Regions from separate parts of the Homo sapiens genome. Here all the other regions are linked to region 3. Evidence: chromatin contacts called from ENCODE Hi-C or POLR2A ChIA-PET data. All regions are on one chromosome and are shown on one strand. The core of a region is the stretch at or near the end of the contact, and the rest is flanking DNA. Distances in the headings are between cores, read along the strand shown. Region 1 holds the start of ZNF416 (zinc finger protein 416). Region 2 holds the start of ZNF552 (zinc finger protein 552). Region 3 holds the start of ZNF497-AS1 (ZNF497 antisense RNA 1). Region 4 holds the start of ZNF530 (zinc finger protein 530).

What was found. A loop is a pair of places that touch in the nucleus more often than their neighbours do. ChIA-PET counts read pairs that join two places held with the same protein, here RNA polymerase II (POLR2A). Pooled maps may share reads with other maps.
Region 1: a pooled map shows a loop between it and region 3 (7-fold over the local background). The contact joins the promoter of ZNF416 here to the promoter of ZNF497-AS1 in region 3. A Hi-C loop is called at or near these places in 1 of 37 single-sample maps with no recorded cell type and 6 of 50 pooled maps.
Region 2: a pooled map shows a loop between it and region 3 (5-fold over the local background). The contact joins the promoter of ZNF552 here to the promoter of ZNF497-AS1 in region 3. A Hi-C loop is called at or near these places in 5 of 50 pooled maps. POLR2A ChIA-PET finds 5 or more read pairs at or near these places in 3 of 52 experiments (GM10248, activated B cell and activated CD4-positive, alpha-beta T cell).
Region 4: a loop to region 3 is called in a pooled map, with 6 times the contacts of the local background. The contact joins the promoter of ZNF530 here to the promoter of ZNF497-AS1 in region 3. A Hi-C loop is called at or near these places in 1 of 37 single-sample maps with no recorded cell type and 2 of 50 pooled maps.

Annotation. Positions count from the first base shown.
Region 1 is chr19:57,575,894-57,580,999 of GRCh38, forward strand. It overlaps ZNF416 (zinc finger protein 416), which reads right to left and starts at 3,018. Exons shown (of 4, transcript NM_017879.3): 1 at 2,779-3,018; 2 at 2,164-2,205; 3 at 1-37. The coding sequence starts at 2,811. RefSeq lists a silencer at 2,708-2,927.
Region 2 is chr19:57,813,507-57,818,898 of GRCh38, forward strand. ZNF552 (zinc finger protein 552) reads right to left here and starts at 1,407. Exons shown (of 3, transcript NM_024762.3): 1 at 1,205-1,407. The coding sequence starts at 1,237. RefSeq lists an enhancer at 1,682-1,731.
Region 3 is chr19:58,358,373-58,364,175 of GRCh38, forward strand. It overlaps ZNF497-AS1 (ZNF497 antisense RNA 1), which reads left to right and starts at 4,254. Exons shown (of 3, transcript NR_136527.1): 1 at 4,254-4,380. It overlaps ZNF497 (zinc finger protein 497), which reads right to left and starts at 4,379. Exons shown (of 3, transcript NM_198458.3): 1 at 4,305-4,379; 2 at 117-213. It also overlaps the pseudogene LOC100419840 and the pseudogene RNA5SP473. RefSeq lists enhancers at 3,666-4,214, 3,944-4,073.
Region 4 is chr19:57,596,600-57,602,316 of GRCh38, forward strand. ZNF530 (zinc finger protein 530) reads left to right here and starts at 3,286. Exons shown (of 4, transcript NM_001321981.2): 1 at 3,286-3,535; 2 at 4,129-4,180. RefSeq lists enhancers at 3,334-3,543, 3,634-3,753.

The sequences.
Region 1 (5,106 bases), core at 1,768-4,267, 780 kb before region 3:
AGAAGTAAATGGCCACGTCCTCAAAGGTCACACAGCCCTGCCATGATGGGGATAGATCTTTCCATGATCAGATTCTCTCCTAGGACCCCAAGTTCATGCCCCCCACACATCCTTTCCCTGCTTATCCCCATACCTAAGCCCCACCTCAGAGGAGATACCAAGACCTGGTGGCACTGATTCCTGCCCTCTCCTCATGGTCCCATCATCACTGTGTCTTCCCACAGCACCAACAGGCAGGTGGGCCAGGAAATGCCATTTTAAACTCTGGGTCTAGCATATAGGGCTGGATTTTGTCTTGTCAGACAGTTCTCCTGGGGTTTCCAAAATTATGCCACTCACATACAAACAATGATGAGGTTTGCCATCATTCTTATATCCTCAATGCCATGGCCATGGGTTGTTCAGTTCACACTTCCTCTCCATATGCACATCACTCTTTGAAGCACACACTCTCTCAAACAATCTCACTCCCACGGCTATTTCCACCCTGTTGCCCCACACCATAGGCATCTCTCTGGCATCCCCACGATAGTTGGAATGCAACATTCAGAAAGTGCTTGGCAAACTGAAATGAGGTCCGGTGCCACTCAGGCTGAATGGTCCCCACTGCCAAAGGCAGCCCTTCAGAGACCCTGCTCTGAAGGCCTCCCTGCCTGACTCTGTCCCTTTCTACATCCTCAGTCACCCAGAAATACCTGGGGATCTGACACCGATGGCCCTCTTGCACTAGCGCTGCACTTGATGTCCTCTCTTAAGTCACAGCCTTCCTCTCCTGCTAACCCTCATTCAAAGTCTGCCCCAGGGGACCCCCACACCTCAGGCCCAATAACTCCCAGATGACCACCTGTGCCCCTCAACTTATCCACCTCCCTGAAATTCCTGACACCTCAAGGGTTGCCACAAAACCCTGGTAGATATATCCAGAGTGCTGAGTAAGCACTAGTTCTGGTCTCAGTGTCATCTTGTCTCAATTACTTCCAAGCATTGATCTCATGCCCACTCTTCTCCTAGATCCTTGGCCACTTGCCAGATCATCCTTGCTCTCACACCCTACCATAGCCACCTCTCTCCCATACCTGTCTTTGTGATTCCCACCATGACCAACCATGTCCCCAAGCAGGAGAGCCAGTAGTGACCCCCAACCTTCCTTCCCTGGGCTGGTAATAGCATTACCAAAGTGATCACGATTCCACCTCCTAATTGTGTCCCAAGCTATACCCCTAGGCAAGTAGTGGCCACCACCTTTTAAATGTCTCTATCCTGAATCCCTCAACACAGTTCTAGTCCTGTAGGATAAACTATCCACTTCATGTCTAAACTAACTGTTCTTTGAAACATCTCAGACTCTAAAAGATGTCCCATTGGGCCATGTTCAGATGATTTTTATTAAAAAATTTTAAAAATAAAGATGGTCCATATCAAAATTTCTGATTATCTCTAGAGATAACTGACTCTACTACCAACTTTACAATCCTCGCTAGTGGAGCTTCCATATTTCCAGCTGCTAAACCCAAACACCTTGCTTTTACCCCTAAATCCTACTTTTCTATCTCAAAATCCAGGCTTCCCTACTTAAAAAAACTGATCTAAAATCCAACTACCACCTCCACAGCCACCACACAAGTCCAGCCACCAGTAACACTCACCTGGACTACTGCAGCAGCCTTCTTCACTATCTTCCTATCTCATACCTCACACTCAGCCTGTTCTCTCAGCTTGGCCACACACAGGGAACCTGATGAGACCTGGATCAGATCACATACCTCCTCTGCCCCCAAACTGTCATTGCTCATCACACACTCCAGAAGAAACACCCGACAACTGACAGCCATTTTTTGTCTGATTCCTGCATCCCAGCTTTCAGTTCCCATGAGAAAGAAAACAGCTGTAGTTTCCTAAACCAGCTCAGCCTGACCTTCAAGCACTTGCTCATCTGGTATCTAAGCCTGAGACAACGTTCCACACCTTACTTTACTGGTTCCCAGCAATAGGAACCATTCTATACCAGCTTCCAGCCTGGATGTATGACCCTGGGACTGATGTTTGTTCAGGATTCCTAGAACCAAGGACCCAAAGAGTGCCAAGAGAAGAGTCCCAGAACACAATCTCAGAGACAAACACTGGGGTCAGCATCAGTGAGGGCCCGAAACACTCTCCACTCACCTGTGTAAAGCCCATAAGTTTAGCTTCTGCAGTCACGGGAACCTGCGGGAAGAGGAAGGCTATGAGAGGCAGGTAACTATGGTGGAAGCTCCATGGGCTGATGCCTCCTTGTTTCCCTGCGCAGCCCTGGAGCCAGGTGACTTGGTGATGACTAAATTATTATTGCTCCTCAGTTCCGTGTGACTCTTACCTGCTGTGGGACCTTGCACAAGGACTCAACTTCCCTGTGCCTCGGTGTTATCCCCCTTCCAGGCTGTTCCAACTCTGAGTAACTTTAGAAAAAATTTGAAAAGTCTAACTCAGACCATGTGCCTCGTCTGTTCACAACCACCCATGGCTCTCAGCGTCTTGAAAAGAAAGAGCCTCATTTTACCATTCGGGCGTGAACGTTACTGGCTCAATCGTCCCAGCAAGATTCACAGAAACCGGCCCCTCCGCCTGCCACACCCTCCACAGCCCACGACACCAGGCTTGTAAATGGGAGCCCCACCCGCGAGGGCCTCATAGTCCTGGACTCTAGGGTCGGGCTGCAGGGACGCAAGCAGGCGCCCCTCATGCAGGGTGTTGGATTTCCGGCGGAGAGGGCAGGTGAGGCCCGGGAGACGCAGCACTCACCGAAGTCGAATCCCTAAGCACGGCCGCCGCCATCGGATTGTGAGCGGAGCGGGGCCGGGAGCGGCGGGCGACCCGGGGCGGGAACCCAGGCACGGCTGCCACCAGCGCCAGCGACCCACCGGCTGATGCGCAGCGGGGCGACCCCCGCTCTGTGCCGGAGGCAGCGTTTCTAACTCAGGCGGCGTGGGCCGAGGTAGAGAACCACCAAAATTACCATCTCGGAGCGGTGCCGGAAGTCCCGCCTTACCGTATGCAACAAACGGAGACAGGTCCGTTCCTGAACGTTGATTGGCTCCGCGTCTTTGCAGCTTGGCGCTCGGCATTATGGGTAATGTAGTTCTCAGAAGCCCAGGGTTCCGGTGCCCTCCCTGAGATTCACCCGGAACAAGGGCTAAGCGGCCCGCGGAGGGCGCTAGGAAAAGGCGCGACACCAAGAGCGAGACAGGGACTTGCTGCTCCTTAAAGGGGCCGCTGGCCGATTTCCGCAGTCCCATACCCACTGAAGGGAGTGTCTGGGTTAAGATAAGAGGTTGTAGAGACCAAGGTTCTTATTAAGCAGATGAAGCTTTCACGCAGCAGGCTTCAGAGGGAATAGATTGTAAATGTTTCCTATCAGACTTTGAAAGGTGCCAGACTCTTAATTCTTTCCTGGACCATGAAAATAAAAAAACCCTGGAGAGGAAAGGGGATTCTCAGCAAAATGCAGATTCCACAAGACACACCTTTGCAGGGCCTCTTCAAAATATGTCAAATAAATAAAGTTTAGAGTAAAATACTTCAATTCCTTTCAGGGCCTGCTATCTGTCATGTAATGCTATACTACAATCAGGCTGGAATTCACTGTCTTATTGCTACAAGAAGTCTTAAAATCTCTGTTTTAATGTTAATGCTGGTCAGTTGTGCCTGAATTCCAAGGGGAGGAGGGCAAGTCTGACCCTCACTTCCCATCACGTCCTGAACTAGTTTTTCAGATTAACTTTGGAATGCCCTTGGCCAAGAGGAAGGATGCATTCAGATGGTTGGGGGGCTGGGAATTTTATTTTTGGTTTACACTTCTCATGCCTCTTGGAATCTCTGAACCACATACAACGGCCATTTGTTGAGTAAAAGCTTCCAATGCAGGAAACTGTCTCTTTCAGCCTCATGCTATACACCATTAAAACAGTAATTACTGGCAATAAGACTGGGCTTTCTTAAACATACAGGATCTCACAGACCATAAGCCTATGATCCTTCATACCAGCTGCCCATAATACTTTTGGTTTTGGAAGCAGCACCCCATAACCTCAGCATGGCTACCAAGGCCTCCTTAAGACAGGGTAGAATGAATAAGATCTAGTATTTGATAGCACAGTAGAGAGACTACAGTCAACAGTAATTTATTGTACATTAAAAACAACTAAAAGAGTATTATAACTAGAATGTTTGTAACACAAAGAAATGATAAATGCTTGTGTACCCTGATATGATTATTACACATTGTATGCCTGTATCACAATATCTCACGTATCCCATAAATATACATACATACTATGTACTCATAAAACTAAAAATTTTAAAAGACAGATAAATGGCAAGCAGGTAGATGAAAACATGCTTAACATCATTGATCACTATAAAAATGCAAATCAAAACTACAATGAGATATCATCTCACTCTAGTTAAAATGACTTTTATGCAAAAGACAGGGAATAATGAATGCTGGCCAGGACAGAGAGGAAAGGGAAACTTCATACGCTGTTGGTGGGAGTGTAAATTAGTAAAGCCACTATGGGGAACAGTTTGGAGGTTCCCCACAGAAGTAAAAATAGAATTACCATATGATACAGTTTACACCACCCAGAAAAGAAATCAGTATATCTAATAGAGATCTGCACTCCCATGTTTATTGCATCACTATTCACAACAGCCAAGATTTGGAAGCTACCTAACTGTCCATAGATAAATGGATAAAGAAAATGTGATGCATATACACAATGGAGTAGTATTTAGCCATAAAAAAAGAATGAGATCCCATCAATTGCAAGAAGACGGGTGAAATTGGAGGAAATTATGTTAAGTAAAATAAGCCAGGCACAGAAAGACAAACTTCACATGTTCTCACTTATTTGTGGGAGCTAAAAATTTAAACAATTGAACTCCCGGAGATTAAGCTTAGAAGGATGGCTACCAGAGGCTGAGAAGGATAGCAGAAATGGAAGGGAAAGTGGGGATAGTTAATGGGTGCAAAAATATAGTCAGATAGAAGGAATAAGACATAGTATTTGATAGCACAACAAGGTGACTACAGTCAACAACAATCTATTGTAGAATTAAACATAACTCACC
Region 2 (5,392 bases), core at 157-2,656, 550 kb before region 3:
ATCCTCCTCTCAAGGTCCTCAAACATAGGAGAAACTAGGCCCACTGGTCATGGGGTACAGCCACCAACAACAATAGTTAGTTGAACAAATAGGTATCTGTGCGGTGGCTGTGATATAAGAGTCCACCCCCTCCTGACAGGCACTTCCCCTAGTATGGCCGAGGTCATGGAAAGCCCAATGTGGCACCTTCAGCACAGCAGAGATACCCTCTCTGAACGCACCTCATTCTTTTTTTTTTTTTTTTTTTTTTTTTTTTGATACGGAGTCTCGCTCTGTCACCCAGGGTGGAGTGCAATGGCGCGATCTCGGCTCACGCAACCTCCGCCTCCCGGGTTCAAGCGAGTCTGCTGCCTCAGTTTCCCAAGTAGCTGGGATTACAGGCATGCGCCACCACGCCTGGCTAATTTTGTATTTTTAGTAGAGACAGGGTTTCTCCATGGTTGGTCAGGCTGGTCTCTACCTCCGGACCAACCCGCCTAGGCCTCCCAAAGTGCTGGGATTACAGGAGTGAGCCACTGCACCCGGCCCCACCCTCCACTTTCTTGTATGCGTTCCTTAAATGCTTCTACAGCCATAAAGGCCTGAGGGAAGAGGCTGACTTTACAGGACTGTGTCCCTGATAGGATCTGGTAAGCTCAGGCCTCCCTGAACGCTTTTGTGTCCACGGAGCCAGGTGACCTTGGACTATTGTCTAACCTGCGTGTCTCAGCACAAAGTGTCATCTCTACCACCTATATGATCTACAAGGATTCAATCTCAAAGGGCCCCAACGTCATCCCCTCTCTACTCTGTTATTTATTTGGCCTTTAGGAAACTTTAAAAGCCTGGACTTTGATCCAGTCCCTTCTTTCTTGGAAATTCTCCTATTTCTAGTGTCCTCGCAATGATTTCACAGCCCCCAGCCTCCTTGCTTTTCCAGGAGGAGTTCCGCCTCACAGGTTGTTCCCTACAGGCGCCTGTGGACCCCAGGTTCCATCCTCCCGGATCCGTCCATCTCCAGGCCATTGCCCGCGCCCCTCCCTGTACCTGTCGCTCTCCCCACCGCATCCCACGGGTGTCTGAAACAGGGATCCCTCCCGAGAGCGCCTCAGTGTCCCGACGCCGGGTCCGGGTTGCAGAGCCGTAAACAGGTGCCGCTCCCTCGCTGCTTTAGGACTTGTGTGACTAGGAGGTGACCGGAGAGCACGGAAGGCGCCACAATTACCTGAACGGGGAACCTTAGCGCGGCCGCCGCCATGGGACCACGTGGGGTAAGCTGGGTTGAGAGCAGCGGGCGCCGTTAAAGAGCTGCAGAGTCACGTCTGTGCAAAGAGAAGAACGACTCTCGACCTCCTGGATCCAGTCACCACCACGGTCCCAACACAGCGCTCCAAGGACTCCCTAACGCCAATGGAAATGGTCGCTACTAAAGGGCGCCGGGAGTCCCGCCTCTACCTTACTTGCGCACACGGAAACGCCTTCAATGTGAACTCTCACTGGCTCTGCCGTGCTGTCATTTGACGCAGAGCTTTCTGGGTAATGTAGTTTCCCAGGTTCCAAGGCCGTAAAGAGAGAGATTCCCAGGGGCGCTTCGGAAGGAAAAGCCCAGCTCCACCTCCGGGGCCCTCAGGGAAGCCTCCTGACCCGCACGGTGGCGCGCGCCTGTAATCCCAAATTTTGAGAGGCTGAGGTGTCAGGACTGCTTGAGCCCAGGTGGTCCAGGCTGCACTGAGCTATGACTGCACCACTGCACTCCAGCCTGGGCGACAGAACCTGTCTCAAAAGAAAAAGAAATGTTAATTAAGCGTTTGTGCTGTTAAGGGAGGAGACCACCTCTCATATTGTTTTATGCCCAATTTCTGCCTCCAAAGAAACAAGTAAAAACTAAAAGGCAGAAATGAAATCCACAGGCAGACAGCCAGGTGCCAACCCTGGGCCTGGTTAAAGATCGACCCCTGACCAAACCGGTTATGTTATCTATGGATTCCAGACATTGTATGGAAAAGCATTGTGAAAATCCCTGTCCTGTTCTGTTCCGTTCTGATTACCACTGCATGCAGCCCCCAGTCGTGTACCCCCTGCTTGCTCAATCGATCACAAACCTCTCATGTGGACCCCCTTAGAGTTGTAAGCCCTTAAAAGGGACAGGAATTCCTCACTTGGGGAGCTTGGTAGTTGGAGATGTGAGTCTTGCCAAAGCTCCAGGCTGAATACAGCCCTGCGGCTTGTCCTGCTACATTTCTTGGTTCCCTGACTGGGAAGCCAGGTGATTAACAGATAGTCGAGGCAGCCCCTTAGGCAGCTTAGGCCTGCCCTGTGGAGCATCCCTACAGGGGACTCTGGCCAGCTTGAGGGACGCAGAACCTGAGAGCACTCCCGGGTAGGCAATTGCCCCAGTGGAACACCTCGCCAGAGTGGCGTGTGGCAGGCCCCCACAGAGGATCAATGCAGCGGCTGAACACTGGGAAGGAACAGGCACTTGGAGTCCGGACATCTGAAACTTGGTAAGACTAGTCTTTGGAACTTGCCCACTCCATTTGAGTGGAAGGGTGGCCTGATCACCCACGGCATGCCTGTACCGGCACTTTGGTTTTTGTTTTTGACTTGATTTGGATTGCTTGATACTTTCGTTTTGGTTTTGACCTGGCTTGGATTTCTGGATACTCTGATTTGGATTTTGATTCTGGTTTGGTGTAAACGGTAAAAGTGTATGTGTGCCCTTTTTACCTGTTCTTTGTTTTGTGGTGTGCGTGTGGTGTGAGCGTGGTGTTTTGTCTCAAAGAAGCATGGGTCAGGCACAAAGTAAGCCCACTTCACTAGGAACTATGTTGAAACATTTCAAGAAAGGATTTAAGGGAGATTACAGTGTTACTATGACACCAGGAAAACTTAGAACTTTGTGTGAAATAGACTGGCCAGCATTAGAGGTGGGTTGGTCATCAGAAGGAAGCCTGGACAGGTCCCTTGTTTGAAAGGTATTGTGTCCAGAATTGGTTCCTTCCGGTGGGTTCTTGGTCTCGCTGACTTCAAGAATGAAGCCGCAGACCCTCACGGGCAGTGTTAAAGTTCTTAAAGATGGTATGTCTGGAGTTTGTTCCTTCAGGTGTTCAGATGTGTCTAGAGTTTCTTCCTTCTGGTGGGTTCGTGGTCTCGCTGGCTTCAGGAGTGAAGTGGCAGACCTTCGCGGTGAGTGTTACAGCTCATAAAGGCAGTGCGGGCCCAAAGAGTGAGCAACAGCAAGATTTATTGCGAAGAGCGAAAGAACAAAGTTTCCACAGTGTGGAAGGGGACCTGGGCGGGTTGCTGCTACTGGCTGGCCAGCTTTTATTCCCTTATTTGACCCCACCCACATCCTGCTGATTGGTCCATTTTATACAGCGACAGAGTGAGACTCCACCTCAAAAAAAAAAAAAAAAAAAAAAAGAAGAATCTCATTTTGAAGCCAAAACCATCAGAGTGACCATTCCAATTATGTGCTGAGCATAATTCCATCTCTTAGACATCAGTGCTAACATTTCTCTGAGGCCCTAAGTTTTTTCACCATCTACTGATGTTTCCTCAGAACTACTTCTGTCAGAACTGTTGAATAATTACCTAGTCAGTGTTTTTTGTTTTTTTTTTTCACACAGAGTCTCGCTCTGTCGCCCAGGCTACAGTGCAACGGCTCAATCTTGGCTCACTGTAACCTCTGCCTCCTGGGTTCAAGTGATTCTTCTGCCTCAGCCTCCTGAGTAGTTGGGATGACAGGTGCGTGCCGCCACGCCCAACTAATTTTGTACTTTTAGTAGAGACGAGGTGTCACCATATTGGCCAGGGTGGTCTCAAACTCCTCACCTGGTGATCCACCCGCCTCGGCCTCCCAAAATGCTGAGATTACAGGCATGAGCCACCATGCCTGGCCTATCTAGTCAGTATTAATAGGCTTTCGTATCTTGCATTTTACAACTGTTTCTCTCATGTAATTTTAATTTTTCATGCAGAACACTCCCTGCTCTCTTAAGATAAATCAATGATAATCACTTCCCATCAATGACATGAACTCATGGATTTAACAAATGCCCAGTATGACCAGATGGAGAGCACTACCTTTAAGGACTGTAGCTATTACCACTATCAAGCTACCAAATCCTTTATTGTTGTTTATATATATAAAACTGACTTCAAATTCCTAAAAGGAGTTGAATATAAGTTAGAATATCAAGTAAAGGATACTAAGTGGGTAAAAGTGTGGTGCAATTAATTGAATGCTACAATTGATTTGTGAACCCCCCAAATGTGAGACAGGTCTCAGTTCATTTGAAAAATTTATTTTGCCGGCCAGGCGTAGTGGCTGACTCCTGTAATCCCAGCATTTTGGGAGGCCGAGGCAGGCGGATCACGAGGTCAAGAGATTGAGACCATCCTGGCCAACAAGGTGAAACCACTAAAAATATAATAATTAGCTGGGCAAGGTGCTGCGCGCTTGTAGGCCCAGTTACTCGGGAGGCTAAGGCAGGAAAATCGATTGAACCTGGGAGACGGAGGTTGCAGTGAGCCAAGATCTCGCCACTGCACTTCAGCCTGGCGACTGAGGGAGACTCAATCTAAAAAAAAAAAAAAGTTTATTTTGCCAAAGGTGAGGATGCATGCCCGTGACACAGCTTCAGGAAGTCCTGACGGCACGTGCCCAAGGTGGTTGGGGCACAGATTGTATGTTTTGTTTTGTTTTGTTTGAGACGGAGTCTTGCTCTGTCGACCATGCTGGAGTGGAGTAGCGCGATCTCTGCTCACTGAAAGCTCCGACTTCTGGGCTCATGCCATTCTCCTGCCTCAGCCTCTCTAGTAGCTGGGACTACAGGCGCCCACCACCAGGATGGCTAATTTTTTTTTGTATTTTTACCAGAGACGGGGTTTCACCCTGTTAGCCAGGACGGTCTGGATCTCCTGACCTCATGATCTGCCCACCTCCGCCTGCCAAAGTGCTGGGATTACAGGCCTGAGCCACCGCGCCGGCTGGTTTAATACATTTTAGGGGGGCATGAGACATCAGTGAATATTTGTAAGAATTACATCGGTTCTGACCAGAAAGGCGGGGACAACTCCAAGCAGGGAGGGGACTTCCAGGTCACATGTAGGTGAGAGACAAATAGTTGGATTCTTTTTAGTTTCTGATAAGTGTTTCCAAAGGAGGCAATCAGACTATGCACCTATCTCAGTGAGGAGAGCAATGACTGAATAGAATGGGAGGCAAGTTTGCCCTGAGCAGTTCCCAGATTGACTTTTCCCTTTAGCTTAGTAATTTTGAGGCCACAAGATTTTCCTTTCACAGATTCTATCAGCAGGAGAGTTGTTTTCTGTAGGAATCACAGAGATTCAGCTTTGCACTCCTGCTGTAGGGGAGCACATCCCTAACTTCCTTCATTTGCCTTAGGCA
Region 3 (5,803 bases), core at 3,004-5,503:
GTCTCTACAGCGAGCAAAACCCATCCTCATTTGCCCTGAGCACCTTATCATCCTTGTGTAGTCTCCAGCCCCGCTGCCAAGGCAGGGCAGGGACAAGTGTGTAGATGGTGCCATACCTGGAGGTGGGGCCTGGAAGGGGCCCAGGGGAGCCTCTTGCTCCTCTCCCTCCTCTGTCCTGGGGACCAGCTCCTCTTGGGGCCTGGGGGCTGGCACCTGGGGACAGGAAGGCAGCAGGGCAGGGTGAGGTGTTCAGCCTAGCAGATCTGAGAAAACAAGGGGCATGCGGTGGCATGACCCACCCTTCTCTGCACCTTCAGTTCTCAGGACACAATGCGGAGCACACAGGTGTGGACTGGAGATCTCTGACTCTGCCGTCCAAGCCAAGACCACCAAACTCCCACCTGTCACCATCACTTTCCCACAGCCCCCAGGCCCTCTCAGCCACCAACCCACGACTGGCCCCAGTGCTGGCTCAGCTGGGGTCGTGAGCAGGGGAAGCACACCCAGCCCCCAGACCAGCCCCCACTCATCTGGAGTCCTGGCCCAGCTGACTCCTGCTGTAGCCGCTCTGCCAGGGCAGTGGCCTCCTCAGGGCTGCCTAGCCACTGCTCCTGCGTGTAGGCCTGGATCTCTGGGAGCAGTGTGCCCAATAACTGCTCCAGCACCAAGAGCTCCAGCATCTGCTCCTTGGAGCAGGCCTCAGGCATCAGCCACTGGCAACACAGCTCACGCAGCTGAGCCAGGGCCCCTCGGGGCCCTGCTGCCTTCTCATAGCAGAACCCCCAGAAGCACTGGCCAGGGCTCTTGGAGCTGGGCTCACCCACCATCAGTTCCAGTGGACTCGGGAAGACCTGGGGGGCCAGGGCTGATGCCTCACTCATCTGGGCAGCCATCCTGCCCCTTTCCTGGGAGGGGAGTGCAGCTGCATGGCCCAGGGTACTTTCTCTGCAGCTGGAAACACAAAGGTGAGCCTGTGAGCACAGCAAGGCCACGAAGGTCCCCTCCTTGGGACCACCTGAGACTGAGTAAAAATGGAAGAATGGGGGTATCGGCGTTTCTGGCCCCCAGTGTCAGCATCTTTGCCCACCTGTGTGTCCAGGTGCCTGAGGGACACACTGAGGTGCCATGGCTGCTTGTACCATCCCTTCCCCCCGCCTCCCCGCTTTTCTTGAGGGTCCCTGCCCTGCCCTGTCTCCTTGGCACCCTTCATCCCACACACAGAACAACTAAGACAGAGACTGTGAACAGGACACCCAGAGTCAGACCAGCAGATGGGTCCTGTTTGTCCCCTCCAGGAAGTGTTTTAAAAATTTAAGTTAGGCCAAGTGCGGTGGCTGACGGCTGTAGTCCTAGCACTTTGGGAGGCCGAGGTGGGTGGATCACGAGGTCAGCAATTCCAAGACCAGCCTGGCCAACATGGTGAAACCCCGTCTCTACTAAAAATACAAAAATTAGCCAGGCGTGGTGGCAGGCGCCTGTAATCCCAGCTACTCGGGAGGCTGAGGCAGAGAACTGCTTGAACCCGGGAGGTGGAGGTTGCAGTGAGCCGAGATCGCGCCACTGCACTCCAGCCTGGGTGACAAAGTGAGACTCTGTCTCAAAAAAAAAAAAAAGAGAATAAATACTGATACATACTACAAGATGGATGAATCTTGAAAATATTATGCTAAGTGTAAATGAAAAAATTCAGACACAAAAGACTTCATATTATGTTATTCCATTTATGTGAAATGTCCAGAACAGATAAGTCTGTAAGAGACAGAAAGTAGATCAGCGGTTGCCAGGATCTGCAGGGAAGAGAGAAATGGGAGATACAGCCGTGGGAGTGATGAAAATATTCTGGAATTAGTGGTGATGACTGTGCAACACTGAATATACCAAAAACCACTGAATTACACACTTTAAAAGGATGAATTGTATGGTATTTATGTTTTTTAAAAAAGTTACCACCCAATCCCAAAAGCTTAAAAACTGTATGACTCCATTTCTTTTTCTTTTTCTTTTTTTTTTTCTTTTGACAGGGTCTGGCTCTGTCATCCAGGCTAGGGTGCAGTGGTGCAATCTCATCTCCCAGGCTCAAGCCATCTTCCCACCTCAGCCTCCGAAGGAGCTGGGACATCAAGTGCGTGCCACCATACCCAGCTAATTTTTTTATTTTTTATTTTTCTATTTTTGAGACGGAGTTTCGCTCTTTCACCCAGGCTGGAATGAAGTGGCGCAATCTCGGCTCACTGCAACCTCTGCCCCCAGGATTCAAGCGATTCTCCTGCCTCAGCCTCCCCAGTAGCTGGGATTACAGATGCCTGCCATCAGGCCTGGCTTATTTTATTTTATTTTATTTTATTTTTTAGTAGAGATGGGGTTTCACCATGTTGGCCAGGCTGGTCCCGAACTCTTTTTTTTTTTTTTTTTTTTTTTTTTTTTTTTTGAGAAGAGTCTTGCTCTGTCGCCCAGGCTGGAGTCCAGTGGCGCTATCCTGGCTCACTGCAAGCTCTGCCTCCCGGGTTCATACCATTCTCCTGCCTCAGCCTCCCAAGTAGCTGGGACTACAGGCGCCTGCCACCATGCCCGGCTAATTTTTTTATATTTTTGGTAGAGCCGGGGTTTCACCGTGTTAGCCAGGATGGTCTCGATCTCCTGACCTCGTGATCCGCCCGCCTCAGCCTCCCAAAGTGCTGGGATTACAGGCGTGAGCCACGGCACCCGGCCGGTGGGCCGGTCCTGAACTCTTGACCTCAGATGGTCCACCCGCCTCGGCCTCCCAAAGTGCTAGTATTACAGGCGCGAGACACCTCGCCCAGCCTATGCAACATTCGTAAAATGACAAAATGGTAGAAATGAGAACAGATTACTAGTTGACAAAAAGAGGTTAACGGGGAGCAGAGGTAGGAGGGAAGGGTATGCGGCTCTGTAAGGGCAACACGGGGATCCTTCGTGATGGAAATATTCTGCATCTCAGTTGTGATATTGTACTCTAGTTTTTCTTTCTCTTCTCTTTTTTTGAGACAGAGTCTCGCTCTGTTGCCCAGGTTGGAGTGCAGTGGCGTGATGTGGGCTCACCGCGACCTCCGCCTCCTGGGTACAAGCGATTCTCCTGCCTGAGACTCCCGAGTAGCTGGGATTACAGGCACCAGCCTCCACACCCGCCTAATTTTTGTGTTTTCAGTACAGATGGGGTTTCACCATGTTGCTCAGGCTGGTCTTTAACTCCTGAGCTCAAGGGATCCACCCGCCTTGGCCTCCCAAAGTGCTGGGATTACAGACATGAGCCACCGCACCTGGCCTCTAGTTTTTCAAGATGCCACCTTTAGGGGAATTGGGTAAAGCGTACATAGGGTATGCATTACTTGTTACTGCATGTGAATTTATAATTACCTCAAATCAAAAGTTAAATTTTAAAAAAACGACATCTGATTTCAATAAAAATCCATATTTGTGTATTGAAGTATCAGAAATCCGGGTCCCCCAAGGGCCCATGTTTCTTAAGGCGGAGCCAGGCACCGCTGCCCCTCCATCCTGTGGTGTGCGACCCCGACCCGCCAGCCCCCAGCCGCATCTATCAGGGCTGCCGTCCTGAGTCCGTCCTCGTCGTGGGATAGCATGTGAGCCCCGTAAGGTCCTTCCTGTCGGCCTCACTGCTCCAGCCTCCCCGACGTCCTCACGTCCACGCTGCGTGCCCTTTCTGAGCCTCAACGCCTCCTCCTCACCTCGACATGATCAGAGCCACCTCCCGCGTCAGTCCCAGCGCCCACGCCCCCAACAACGGGCACTTGTCCGACCAGTCACGGGTACTTGTGTCTCCCCCACAACCCCCAAGGCCTAGGCTGGACAAACAAATACGGAGTGGATAAAGGGGAGGAAGCTGCGGCCAGGTGGCGCGAGGCCTGTGCGGGCAGCTCCGGAGGCTGGGAGGCGAGCCCAGCCTGGTGAGCTCCGAAACTACCCGGGGCTGGGGACTGATGAACGAATAAATGAATGTGGGAAGAAATGATGGCGCGGCAGGGCATGAGTGAATGAGTGAAAGAATAAACGAGCAGGAGGAACGATGCCACAGAACTGATCGCCATAAGGCTCGCGTTCACCGAGAGAACAGCAAACGGGAGCCATTTCCGTCCCGACCACGGTCGCCTCTGGCCCGTGCAGGGCCACTTCCGGGCCGCTCTGGACGGCGCGGAGGCCTATCTCTCGGTGGTCCCAGAGGGCCCAGCTCAGGGCCGAGGCCCGTCCTGCCCCGCGCGGCGGGAGTGGTTGGAGCCGGAGGGCGGATCTGTGCCTGGCCGAGGGTGTCCGTCGGCGTCACTCACCGTCCTCGGCCCGCCTCTGCGTCCACTAGGAGCGGCCTGAAAGAGGCCCGCACGCGGGCTCGAGCCGCGTGGAATGGTAGGAGGGCGGGCACCGGGTCTCCTGGGGGCGCGGTTGCATTCGGCAGAGCGGCCCAAGGCGTCGCGTTTCTCCCCACTGCGCCTGCGTAACTATGCCGCGGCTGCGGGCGCGCGCCTTCTGGTTCCCATGGGGACGGCGCCACAGCCAAGCTACTCGGGCGTCCTGCGTTGCCATGGATGCGCTCCGCCCCTTCCTGCACCCGGCCAGCCTCTGCGGCACACACCCAACAGCTACACAGGCGCCTGGGGCTGCCCGGGTCGCGGACGCAAGTCGGGCCAACGTAGCTTCTCCCTGGCGGTCCTCCTCCGGCCCCAGGCCGTCTTTACCACCCTGGAACCTTGCTGAGTTGACGCCACTGAGCTGCGTCTCACACCCACGCGCTGTGGAACACCCACCAAGCTGGAATCCACGCGGTTTTTAAAATAGAGTCGGGGGCCGGGCGCGGTGACTCACGCCTGTAATCCCAGCACTTTGGGAGGTCGAGGCGGGCGGATCACGAGGTCAGGAGATCGAGACCATCCTGGCTAACACGGAGAAACCCCGTCTCTACTAAAAATACAAAAAATTAGCCGGGCGTGGTGGCGGGCGCCTGTAGTCCCAGCTACTCGGGAGGCTGAGGCAGGAGAATCGCTTGAACCTGGGAGGCGGAGCTTGCAGTGAGCCGAGATCGCGACACTGCACTCCAGCCTGGGGCGACAGAACGAGACTCCGTCTCAAAAAAAAAAAAAAAAAATTGAGTCGGGATCTCAGAAGCTAAGCAGGGTCGGGCCTGGTTAGTACTTGGGAGACCGTCTGGGAACACCGAGTGCTGTTGGCTAAAATAAATAAATAAACCGGGCGCGGTGGCTCACGCCTGTAATCCCAGAACTTTGGGAGGCCGAGGCGGGCAGATCACGAGGTCAGGAGTTCGAGACCAGCCTGACCAACATGGTGAAACCCCGTCTCTACTGAAAATACAAAAATTAGGCTTGTTGGCGTGTGCCTATAATCCCAGCTACTCGGGAGGCTGAGGCAGGAGAATCGCTTGAACCGGGGAGGCAGAAGTTACAGTGAGCTGAGGTCGTGCCACTGCACACTCCAGCCTGGGTGACAGAGCAAGACTCCGTCTCAAAAAACAACATAGACCAGATGCTGTAAGCTAAAATAAATGAATAGCTAGAGACGGGGTCTCGCTATATGGCCCAGGCTGGTCTTGAACTTCTGGGCTCAAGTGATCCTCCCACCTTGGCCTCCCAAAGTGCTAGGATTACAGACCCGAGCCACTGCACCCGGCCTCCACGAGCTCTTTTTGTACCAATTTTTCCCAATTTGTACTAGGGAGCTCTCACCTCAGCCCAGGTGGTTTGGGCAGGTGTGGGTACATGGCCCAGGTCCACAGCACAGGGCAGTCCATCCCTCTGGCCCTGGCAGTGGTCACTTT
Region 4 (5,717 bases), core at 2,036-4,535, 760 kb before region 3:
CAGCGCGAAAACGGACTATTACAGGATCCAAACTAAAAGGACTACATACTGTGATTTGAACTATATGACATTCCAGAAAAAGCAAAACTATGGAGACAGTAAAAAATGAGTGGTTGCCAGGGGTTTGGGGGAAGGGAGGAAGGGATGAACAGGTGGAGCACGGAGGACTTTTAGGGCAGTGAAACTACTCTGTGATACTACCGTGGTGTGTATACAAGTCACTATGCCTTTGTCAAAACCCATATAACAACCAGCTAGAGTAAATCCTAATGTAAACTATGGATTTGGGATGATAATGATATGCCAGCGTACCATCAATTGTAACAAATATACTATTCTAGTGGGGAATATTTATAGTGGAGTGGCTGTACATGCATGGGACAAGGGATATGTGGAAGCTCTATAATTTTTTGCTCAATTTTCCTATGAACCAAAACTGCTCTAAAAAATAATCTATTAAAACTTTACCAGCCTGAGCAACATGGCGAGACCCCGTGCCTACAAAAAATCAAAAAATTATCAGGGCATGGTGGTGCAGGTGCATGTCTGTTACCAGCTATTCTGGAGGCTGAGGTGGGAGTATTGCTTGAGCCCAGGAATTCAAAGCTACAGTGAGCTCTGATTGTGCCACTGCACTCCAGCCTGGATGACAGAGTGAGACCCTGTCTCTAAAAAAATTAAAATTAACTAATTTGCAAATTAGTTTAAAATATGTATTTTGCAATGTTTGTGCTGTGTATTTGTATAACTCAAGGGAGATTAATTTTAACAAATTGAATTTGGCAAGCCAGTTATTTCCATGAGCAGCCTAGTTAATTTATCTACTTAAACAACAAAAACAAGTAGATACACAGATTTTCTGGCACTTTCCAAGCTCACTATTTCCCTACTTTGACTATTGGCCTAAGAAATTGCCATAAGAGCTGTGTGTACCTGTAGCCCCAGCTACTTGGGAGGCTGAGGCGGAAGGATCACTTGAGACCAGGAGTTTTAAACCAGCCTGGGCAACATAGCAAGAACCCTGTCTGTAAAAAAAAAATATATATATATTTTAAAAATTAGCTGGGCACAGTAGTGAGTGCCTGCAATCCCATATACTCAGGAAGCTGACACAGAAATGTCGCTGAAGCCGAAGAGTTTGAGGCTGCAGTAATCTATGATCCTGCCACTGCACTCCAGCCTGGGCAACAGAGCAAGACTCTTCCTCAAAAAAAAAAAATTACCATTAGACACTCAAATATGCAGGCAAAATGAGTCCTTTGTGGAGTCACTCAGAAGGGCTCCCCACTTACCTTTCTATATGAAATCATGCTGGAGCCACACCTTCTCCCTTTCCTTTTCAGACAGGACTTAAATTCAGCAACTGAAGAGCTATCTGCTCTATGTGTCTTCAGGGTAAACATTTCCAGAGCCAAGCCAAATGTACTTATAGACTTATATATGACTGCACTAAAAAAAGCAAAGTAAGTCTATGTTCAGTTCAATTAATTATGTTCAATATTCTTTTTTTTTTTCTCTCTACTGAGATGGAGTCTCACTCTGTCACCAGGCAGGAGTGCAGTGGTGTGATCTCGGCTCACTGCAACCTCCACCTCCTGGGTTCAAGCGCTTCTCCTGCCTCAGCCTCCCAAGTAGCTGGGACTACAGGCGCACGCCACCACACCCAGCTAATTTTTGTATTTTTAGTAGAGACAGGGCTTCACCATGTTGGCCAGGCTGGTCTTGATCTCTTGACCTCATGAGCCACCTGCCTTGGCCTCCTAAAGTGCTGGGATTACAGGCATGAGCCACCGCGCTTGGCCTAGCCACAAGATTATTAATAGTTGTGACGTATAATGTTTTGTGTCGACTTGCCTGCATTAAGGGCTACCCAAATAGTTGGGAAAACCTTAGTACAGGATATGTCTGTGAGAATGTTTATGGAAGATATTAGCAGTTGAGTCTGTAGACAATGTAAAGGAGATCTGGCCTCATCAGTGTTAGGGGCCAACATCCAATGCTTTGAGAGCCAAGATAGAACAAAAAGGCAGAGAAAGAGCAAGTTACTCTCTTCTTGCCCTGGATCATCCACCTTCTGTTTTCCAACATTAAAGTTCTTGGATCTTGGGCCTTTGGACTCTGGAACATACAAGAATGACCCTCACCCAGTTCTCAGGCCTTCAGCCTCCAACTGGGAATTTCACCATAGGCTCCCTTGGTTTTCAGGCCTTCAGATGCAGACTGAATGATACCACCCACCTTCGTGTCTTACCAGGTTGCAAAAGGTATATCCTGGGACTTCTTAGCCTCCATAACTGGATGAGCCAAGTCCCATAATAAATCCCCTCTTGTACATCTATGTATCCTATTGGTTCTGTGTTTCTCTGGAGAATCCTGACTAATACAATAGGTTTCAGTAATTTTCATTTCACAACTGTTTTTCTAAGATGATCTCAACTCCCCATGCAAGCACTGTCCCTGCAGTAACAGTATCAATGATCAAAATTTCCCATCAAAGAGATGAAAGCTAGGTGTCCCAAACCTTTATTCTGGTATTCTGATGTCCCCTTTGCACAAGTGCTCTGACTGTGAACACTACAGACACTGTTCTACTTTAAAATGGCATATGCTAAGTGGCTCTTCTGTTTAGAAAGTTGCTACAATCCTAAAAGAAGCATATCTAAGAATATGGAGGAAGAAATATTATATGAATACAACACTGTTCCTTACAGGGCTAGACACACTCACCGATTACACAGGCAGGAGAGGCATTTTCTGTGAGACAAAATTCCTCTTTCGTCCTCCAGCTTCGGTGCGATCTAACGGATGTTTTATCATTCCTGTCATGGCGCTATGTAAACTCTATTTCCCTTATTCCTTACTGAGCATAATGAAACTCACAAAGCTGACTCTAACGTTCTACTTTACATAAATGTGTGGAGAAAGAAGGTAATGTTTACTAGGCTCTCGCCAAGGGTAGAGGCATTTTGTATCTGAATAACTCTGACTACCTAGGTGACTAGTTGTACACAATACCCTCCAAAAATCTCTGTATGGTACCTTAAAAAAGCAGCGAAGCTCCTCCCTTGTCCAAGGAGGCTGGAGACACCACCTCTCAGCCTTCCCCTCCACCTTTCTCCATAGCAACGGGGTCATTCCTCCCTGAGGTCCAGGAGAAGGGCGACCTCTGCCAGCCCAAGAAGCGGTGAGAACTACATTACCCAGAGGCCCGTGAGCCAGGTTCTTGGCGTGGAGCCAATGAGGCTCAGGGGAGGGACATTTCCGCTCTGTCCAACTTGTCGGAGCGGAACTTCCGGCGTCCTCCCTGTGGCGGGCACTTTGGCTTGTGTCAGTTCCATCCGCGGGTGCCGGATCTGGACCTAGGTGCTGACAGCGAGAAGGCGCGAGGAGAGTCGTTTTCTCAGCTGCACAGCCGGGGCCTGACGGTCGCCGGCGGTGGTGACAGCTTTGCTCTTGTCTCCGCCCGGATCGTCCACCGCTCCCGGCCCGCTCCGCCCAGAGTCCGATGGCGGCGGCACTGAGGGCCCCGACCCAGGTGAGCGCTGCGTCCTCCCGGCCTCCTCTGCCCTCCCCACCCGAAACTGAGGGACGCGTGAAGGGTTTTCTGCAGCCCGGACCGCACTGTCCGGCACAGTGAGGCGCTGGTGCTGGATCTCGTTTCTGGTAGTGTGGCAGGGAGCGGGAGAGCGACACGGTCAGGGGGCTGCGCGGGCAACAGCTTGGAGCTGCGCCTGAGCCGGGAGGCTGGGGAGACCCAGGCCGGCCTCACGCGTGCAGGTAGCAGAGGGTGGGGCAGCGCCGCGCTGCATTGGCCCCACTGAGTTTCACCAGCACACTGAGGGCCACAGCGCGTAGGACAGAAGAGGGGCACGGCCCCAGTCACGCTTCTAAAAGTTTCACAAAAGCTGTTCAGAGGAACGCGCTGGAAGGGCAGTGATGATAGCAGGCATGGAGGGACCTAGTCTTTTTACGAGGTCACAAAGCTGGTAAAAGTCAGCACCAAGGACTGACACCCAGATACAAAGCAGTCATCCCTGGACACCTGGCTCTGGTGTTCCACATTGGAACCAGAAGTCCATGGAGCCACACTTTGGTCACCTGCCTCTCAGAACATGTTTCCTCCCACAGATTGCCACTAGTACTTACAGGTCCGTAAGAAGCACTTGAAGACCCTACAAGGGTAAGTGGAGGAAATCCAGAAGCTCATTGATTCCAGCAATGGGATCTCTAGGATTGGGACTGTGGTGACCTGGGATTCTTTACTTACCGCTTTTCCAGGCCTTGAGCCTAGGGACTCTGAACAAAAATATGTCCAGGGTGAGTATTATATGAGGTGGTGCCTGTTGCTGGCAAATAATAGGATGAATGTGGAAGTTTGTCCCAGAGATAAGTACAGGTGTTTGGAGCTGCTTGGAGGTGAGGCTGAGCTGGTTAAGAGAACCTCAAGTCTCATTTCCTTCTCATGGGAACAGAGAGCAGAGGTACAGGAGTTAGAAACTAAATGGCTGTCTCAGATGTCTTTGTTCTGGAGATGATGGCAGCAATGAAGATTTGGAGCAGAAGAGGGAGGTGATCTTCCCCAGGCCTCATGAGGCTCCTGTGGCTGAGCACAGACAACAGACTGTGGGTTTAAGGGAGTTGGTAGCAATACCAAAGAGGAAAGAGGAGACTACTGCAATAGTCCAGGTGAGTGTAGATGATGTGGGCCAGAGTAGTGGCCACAGTGTGGCAGAAATGGTTGAATTTTGGATTGTAGGTCGGCTCTGATTTTCTGGTATTGGGACTGAGAGATAAGAAGGGGTGACTCAAGGCTTTTTGAGTTTAGTAGCTGGAAGCATAGAAGCTCCATCTACTGGGAGAGCCAAGTAGATAGTAGAATTGTTTTTCACTCAGGACATCAGGAATGTGTTTTGTCCATGTTAAAAATATGAGATGTTTTAGAGAATAAGTAAGTAGCTATATCAAGTGGCTAGGTGGACACACAGGTCTTGGACTCTGAGGAAGGGTGCAGGATAGAGACTTCTACAAAGAGTGGAGGATATTATTGAACTAGGATGGAGCCCTATGTCTGTTAGGCCATTTGCATTACTATAAAGAAATACCTAAGGCTGGGTAGTTTATAAAGAAACAAGGTTTATTACAGCTTATAGTTCTGCAGGCTGTACAGGAAGCTTAGCGCTAGTCTCCACTTCTGGTGAGGGCCTCAGGAAGCTTCCAATCATTGCAGAAGGCAAAAAGGGAGCCAGCAAGGCAGGAGGGAGGCACCAGTCTCTTTTTAGCAACCAGGTCTCATGTGAACTTATTACTGTTGGAAGGATACTATGCCATTCATGAGGGATCCACCTCCATGACCCAGATAACCTCCCACTAGGCCCCACTTCCAACATTGGGGATCACATTTCCAGGTGAGATTTGAAGGGGACAAATATCCAGGCTATATCAGTGTCTTACCTTGGGTTGATAATGAAATAACCTATATTGGTGGCTTAAACAACAAAAATTTGTTTCTCACAGTTCTGCAGGCTAGGAAATTCTACATCAGGGTGCCTCTAGATTCACTTATTTGTGATGGGCTGCTTCTTGACTTGCAGTGGCTGCCCTCTTGCTTTTTCCTCACATGGCCTTTCCTGGGAGGGAGTATGTAAAGAAAGCAAGGAATCTCTTTCTTTCTATTCTTACAAAAGCATTAATTCCATCATGAGGGCCCCACTCTTTTG